2 separate regions of the Mus musculus genome follow, and region 1 is linked to region 2. Evidence: chromatin contacts called from ENCODE Hi-C or POLR2A ChIA-PET data. All regions are on one chromosome and are shown on one strand. The core of a region is the stretch at or near the end of the contact, and the rest is flanking DNA. Distances in the headings are between cores, read along the strand shown. Region 1 holds the start of H2ac10 (H2A clustered histone 10). Region 2 holds the start of H2bc22 (H2B clustered histone 22).

The links. A loop is a pair of places that touch in the nucleus more often than their neighbours do. ChIA-PET counts read pairs that join two places held with the same protein, here RNA polymerase II (POLR2A).
Region 1: a map of T-helper 17 cell shows a loop between it and region 2 (5-fold over the local background). The contact joins the promoter of H2ac10 here to the promoter of H2bc22 in region 2. A Hi-C loop is called at or near these places in 1 of 37 maps with a recorded cell type or tissue (T-helper 17 cell). POLR2A ChIA-PET finds 5 or more read pairs at or near these places in 1 of 5 experiments (Patski).

What each region holds. Positions count from the first base shown.
Region 1 is chr13:23,532,132-23,535,548 of GRCm38, reverse strand. It overlaps H2ac10 (H2A clustered histone 10), which reads right to left and starts at 1,674. Exons shown (of 1, transcript NM_175661.3): 1 at 1,171-1,674. The coding sequence starts at 1,638. The coding sequence ends at 1,246. H3c8 (H3 clustered histone 8) reads right to left here and starts at 131. Exons shown (of 1, transcript NM_145073.2): 1 at 1-131. The coding sequence starts at 103.
Region 2 is chr13:21,785,690-21,789,026 of GRCm38, reverse strand. H2bc22 (H2B clustered histone 22) reads right to left here and starts at 1,539. Exons shown (of 2, transcript NM_178202.2): 1 at 1,136-1,539; 2 at 1-3. The coding sequence starts at 1,512. It overlaps H2ac22 (H2A clustered histone 22), which reads left to right and starts at 1,779. Exons shown (of 1, transcript NM_178184.3): 1 at 1,779-2,253. The coding sequence starts at 1,809. The coding sequence ends at 2,201.

The sequences.
Region 1 (3,417 bases), core at 425-2,924, 1.7 Mb before region 2:
CGCCGGTGGCCGGGGCGCTCTTGCGGGCGGCCTTGGTGGCCAGCTGCTTGCGCGGGGCCTTGCCGCCGGTAGACTTGCGAGCGGTCTGCTTAGTACGAGCCATGGCAAGTAACCGTAGGGAAAAGTGAGATACCTAAGTAGCGCACTTTGGCCTTTAAGTACGCTTGCGTTCGCACACGCGCAACACACGTACCCGCGCTCGTACCCCTCCTTCCCACCGAGAAGCATCCTGATAGGCGTGTCTGCTTTTCAAGTGTCCCGCGCAGTAGTACTATTGGCTGAGGAATTCAAGTGGTGATTGGTTAACTCCTGCACACCCGATTGGTTAACTCCTGCACACAGTCTCCTGCTAGTACAGACTGCTACACTCATGTTTTAGTCTGGCACACCCGAGCTTTCTTAAATTTATGTTTCCATCCTTGTATCGAGTCGCTTAAAGAATTTGAGGCAAAGAAATCTTGAATTTGAAATCTCATGACCCTAGATATCCACAAACCACTCTGGAAAATATGTTCTCTACCCGCCTTTGGTTTTATTTTCCCGCTTCTTGTGCCTAGACTGCACATGATACGTTATTTCTCAGCCGGTGAAATGAGCCAATCCAAACCAGATTTGAATATATCAAAGGGAGGTTTATTGGGAAACTGCTCTTGGGTGAGTTCCCTGGCCCCAAGGTCTGAGACAGGTCAAATCAAGAGGTGGCAACCAAGGAGGAAGAAAAAGAGACCAGGTTTGCTATATGTAAAATATGCACCTAGGTCCTTTTTCCTTGACTCAAGCCGAACTACGTCTTTGCTCCAGGAGTGTTTAAAGTGACACAAAGCAAGCAGTAATGTAACAGGAACCACAGGTCAAGTATCCTGAATCTTGCGACTTTGTAAAGACTTGCCTAACAATTTCCGTAAGACCCTTTGTATTTTCTCCCAACCCCGAATGTCTGCTGCCTCTCCGGAGCAATACGAAGATGTAGAGGACTGCAAGACCAAAAGTTTTGTGCAACGTGTAAATCTATGTTTATGCTACATCCAATATTTCTCTGCGTGAGGAAGACAAAGCAGTTGCCTAAGAATTACCTCAGCCTACCAGAATTATGGTTTTGTGCTTGAAACATTAATATAGGTTTTTCCACAAGCTAAATTAACCATGTTACTAGACTCTTATATGAAGAAGTGGTGGCTCTGAAAAGAGCCTTTGGGTTTTGTTTAAAAAAAAAAAAAAAAAAAAAAAAAAACTTAGCTCACTGGCTTACTTTCCCTTGGGCTTATGGTGGCTCTCGGTCTTCTTGGGCAGCAGCACGGCCTGGATGTTGGGCAGGACGCCGCCCTGCGCGATGGTCACGCGGCCCAACAGCTTGTTGAGCTCCTCGTCGTTGCGGATGGCCAGCTGCAGGTGGCGCGGGATGATGCGCGTCTTCTTGTTGTCGCGGGCCGCGTTGCCCGCCAGCTCCAGGATCTCGGCCGTCAGGTACTCCAGCACGGCCGCCAGGTACACCGGGGCGCCGGCGCCCACGCGCTCCGAGTAGTTGCCCTTGCGGAGCAGCCGGTGCACGCGGCCCACGGGGAACTGCAGGCCGGCCCGGGAGGAGCGGGTCTTGGCCTTGGCGCGAGCCTTGCCACCCTGTTTGCCGCGTCCAGACATTGTAGGTACCTTGCTGTCAGGATCTGTTCAGCGTATAATGATGCAGCCACAGCACCATTCTAATACTCAACTTCTGGCGCGAAAACGGAGTGATCTCGTTGGCTACACATAGAGTTTTACCTAAACCAATGGTAGCTTGTATATGAAAAAACCTTGTTTTGATTGGATAGTTAACGCATAATATTTCAGGACTCTAAAAGGATAGCCACAGCTTTATTTAAATTGCAACAAGGGCTAATATTTTTTTTTCTTGGTGTTGTTTTCTGTTCACTATGCCTGAGCCCGCCAAGTCCGCTCCCGCCCTGAAGAAGGGCTCCAAGAAGTCCGTTACTAAGGCCCAGAAGGACAGCAAGAATTAATTAGGAAAAGACTAAATAAAAGGGAAAACTTGCTCCTTTGTGAGACAATAGCGTCTGGGTTGCATTCAGCCTAGTATTTGAGTAGGCTGAAGACTATATTTAAAATTATACAGAGAACTGTTCTCTTAATTTTAATACTTTCTCTTAAAGAGTTATTTTTAAGTATGTGCATGTCTTTGTATGTATAGATCCTCTGGAACTGGTGTGAGCCACCCAAATAGATAGTGAGCACTGAACTCTGGTCCTCTGCAAAAGCAGTAAACTACCATCAAGGCACCTCTAGCTCCAACCTTCAATACTTTTAATATTGCCCATAGTCCCATTTTTGGTCAAATTAAAATTAAAATTGTTTAAAGGTAGACCTTAAACCTGCAAAACCATACACAGAACCTATTTTTCATAGCCCAGACCACTGATCCAAACCAATGTCCTCCGCAAACTGAATAGTTGTAGAAGCCTCCTTACTACTTTTCCTTGACACTAGTTTTCATCAAACATCTATATTCATTGTTTTGACATTTAACTCAGGTCTTGCCTGTTCTCAGCTCAAACCCCTACCGTAGTTCCCACCTCAATGAGAGCAAACTCCAACAAAATGAACAAGGAACCCTTCACTCACTCATTAAGAGCACTGGCTGCTTTTCCAGAGCACCTGAGGCCCATCCCAGCACATACATAGTGGCTCACTACTGCCTTAAACCCCAGTTTCAGGGGATCTAGCACCCTCTTCTAGCCTTCTTGGGCACATGGTGCACAAACACCCATATACATTTAAATTATTCATACTTATAAATTCCAGAACTCAGAACAGTTGCTGACACATGTTGTGTTCAGATTACTCTTTTCAAGCCTCAGATTATTTTCTTCTTCAAACAACTTCTTAACCTCCATTAGTATATGATACTTTTCGCTTACCCACAGAAACCCTAATCTTTAAAAGTAAAGATGAGAAACAGGAGGTGCTGGGGTAGGTCTTTAATCCCAGCACTCGGGAGGCAGAGGCAAGGGTATATCTGGAGTTCGAGGCCAGCCGGGTCCACAGAGTTCAAGGGCATCTAGTGCTACCCAGAGAAACACGGTCTCAAAAAAGAAAAAGAAAAAAAAGTGGTGGTGGTATCATGATGACGATGACGAGAAACAGTCAGAAGGCTGAACAATGAGGAAAAGTATTTCTGCAAAACCTGTTAAGCTGAGTTGGATCCCTCGGTGGAAGGAGACCCAAAATCCTGTAAACTGTTCATTCACCTAGTAACACACACAAAGTGTTAAATAAACATCACATTAACACCCTGAATTTCTGTGATTTCATAGTATAATCATACAAGTAGATTGCTGGCCATGAAGAAAAGCATCTTTTCTGTCGAGTTTTTCTTTTGACTTTTGGGGGGTTTCTTTGTTTTCGTTTTGTTTTGTTTTTGGA
Region 2 (3,337 bases), core at 290-2,789:
ATTCTATAGAGATTAATGGAGATGATTAAGGAAAATGGTTAGGCTTTATTAAGACCTTACAAGTCATACACAGCTAATGTTTCTTTTAGCAGTGGCACACTAAAATCTCATTGATATTTAACTACTTTGAGCTGTTCATATTCGCACCTAAGTCATCACCATTTGCATTTACTGTCCTAGAGGACTTACAGAAAAAGGGCTTTTTCGTCTTTAAAGTGGTTTGATTTAATCTTTACTTAGTATTTTATCCTCTGAAAAATTCCAGGACAATCCCAAACAATCAATATCCTTTTGAGGTTTTTTTCCTCCCACAATCTAATTCCAATCATCACCACACCAGCAGACAATGAAGGTGGAACAGAAGAAATTTACAAAAGTTGAATACACTTAGGAAAACGGAGGAAAGTTTTGTTTCCTTGGTGCTTAGCTGGGGCCTTGCAAGAACAAGTCTGGTTGTATAGGCCTGTAATTCCAGCGATTTATGAAACTGAGGCCGAATGTCCAATCTGGAGGTTAGCCTGGCTAGAATTAGTTTGAGAATATACTGCTAACCAGTGAAATTCATTCTGAAAACAAAACTTCAAACCAAACGACCAAGAAAACAGGACCCAATCAAATTAAGCTGCGCCTGACTACATCTCAAGTTTTCAGCGAGAATCATGTAGACCTCGGGGCTCCAATGAGGTATCTTATTGAACAGAATCTATTGTGACGTCTCAGCAGGAGTTCAAAAGCAGATTTGAGACATTAGGTGGTAGCACTTAACAAGACAGGCTAAATTTAAACTAAGAAATCCTCATAGATTCTGGGATACTAATTAGAAACAATTGTTAATGACAGTGTGGGTGCAGGAACTTAACCTAAGTACTCAGGACAGAGAGATCAGCCCTCGATCTCAGAGGTTAACCTGACTTCAGAGAATTCTAGGAGAGCTGGGGGCAGAAAAACAATATTAGGATTAAAATAAAAATGCAAAACAAAACCTCAAGACAAAAACCCTTACTTAACCCTAAAAAATAGTAACTAATATGTCCGAGTAAGGTAGAATCACTTAACAAGCAATCCATCTCTGTTTTGAGAATGTGGGTGGCTCTGAAAAGAGCCTTTGTGTTTGGAGTGAGTCAGACGAACTCACTTGGAGCTGGTGTACTTGGTGACAGCCTTGGTGCCCTCCGACACCGCGTGCTTGGCCAGCTCCCCGGGCAGCAGCAGGCGCACGGCCGTCTGGATCTCCCGGGACGTGATGGTCGAGCGCTTGTTGTAATGCGCCAGGCGGGACGCCTCGCTCGCGATGCGCTCGAAGATGTCGTTCACGAACGAGTTCATGATGCCCATGGCCTTGGAGGAGATGCCGGTGTCGGGGTGCACTTGCTTCAGCACCTTGTACACGTACACCGAGTAGCTCTCCTTGCGGCTGCGCTTGCGCTTCTTGCCATCCTTCTTTTGGGCCTTGGTGACGGCCTTCTTGGAGCCCTTCTTCGGGGCGGGAACGGACTTAACAGGCTCAGGCATGTTAGGTCAGGAACTCTACCACGCTACAACTTGCGCCGTGAGCCCTTCGCTTTTTAATAAGGCGTTATTCAAATGAGGCTTAGAGATACACATTTCTGATTGGTTAAAATTTTCAAATTTTCATGGCGTAGCGCCCAATGGAACTACGCTTCGGCATAAACGCCTCCCATTGGTCTAGACGAAAAGAAGAAGCCAGCCAATCGCGTAGGCTCTTTTTCGCGCTTGGAGAATCCTATAAAGGCCAAGCTCCTCCACTTTTGGCCTTTGCAGTTGTCAGTTCTTTCTTTTTGTTTAGAATGTCTGGACGCGGCAAACAGGGCGGCAAGGCTCGCGCCAAGGCCAAGACCCGCTCCTCCCGGGCCGGCCTGCAGTTCCCCGTGGGCCGCGTGCACCGGCTGCTCCGCAAGGGCAACTACTCGGAGCGCGTGGGCGCCGGCGCCCCGGTGTACCTGGCGGCCGTGCTGGAGTACCTGACGGCCGAGATCCTGGAGCTGGCGGGCAACGCGGCCCGCGACAACAAGAAGACGCGCATCATCCCGCGCCACCTGCAGCTGGCCATCCGCAACGACGAGGAGCTCAACAAGCTGCTGGGCCGCGTGACCATCGCGCAGGGCGGCGTCCTGCCCAACATCCAGGCCGTACTGCTGCCGAAGAAGACCGAGAGCCACCACAAGGCCAAGGGAAAATAAGACAATTGTTTCCTGATCATTTAAAAAACAAAGGCTCTTTTCAGAGCTAACACATTTGTCTTTTTAAGGAGCTTAAGCTTTATTGGTTGCTACTTTTTGTTACTTTCTATAGAAGGAATCTGTTTCTCCGATCCTCAGTTATCAAGGTGATTTTGGTAACATGTCCAATTCTTTTTTTAATGAAAAGAGATAAAAACACCACCTTTTCCCCTAAGTGGCTACAGAGTTGCAAATAGGTTACAAATTTAAAACCATTATATTTAAAGGCTATTATCTGCCAGTCTTTGATTTACAAAAGCTAAAGTTCAATGTTAGCTAGTAACAGCAATTTGTACTTAAGGTCACCATATGACAGCATCCTGTATTGATTTTCAACCATATTGGAATACATAACTAGTTTACAGGAGCAGTCTTATAAGATAAACATGTGCAAACTGGCAACATGAAAAGAGTCCACCTCTTAATGGCAAAGTGAATGTAAGCCGTTTGGAAGGTATCCAGGATTTGACCTATTTGGTCTAGCACAAAGGCAAACTCCAGCAAGCCTGGTCTGTCCAGGTTCTTGACCCGTGTGCAGCAACTGTCTTTCCTCATCAGTACCGAATGAGGCTCTTGAAAGGATAAAGAATGAATGTCCCCACATTACTGCTTTTTTAGAGTGGAGCCCTAGTTTCTACTTTTCCCTTTACTGAAGAATTCTGGCTTTAGTACCTATGTTTGGAAGCAAAGGAGAATCCAGGAGAGTAGAATGCCAGGGATTTCTTTCACAGGCCCAATCTCTTTCAGTATTTAACTCAGTCTCACCAAGAAGAATATTAGCAGGATTAAACATGCTCAAGGCAACCAAACCGGCCAAGTTTCAAACTACTTTATATAGGGGACTTAATGTTTAACCCCAAGTATATCACTTGGGTATAAGGATTAATTGAAGATGACACTGAACACAGGGATGGTGAAACACTTGACAGAAGTCTCCCTTTACAATGCCATGAAGAAAAATTTCCATTATTGTGCTCTGACCTACCAAAAATAATGCCCATCATTGAGGATTTTTGCTGGTTAGCCTCTCCTGTTACTAGTTTGTGTATTTACCTTCCCATGTATTTATTCTCCAGATCCTTAAAAGAGCCAGTAAA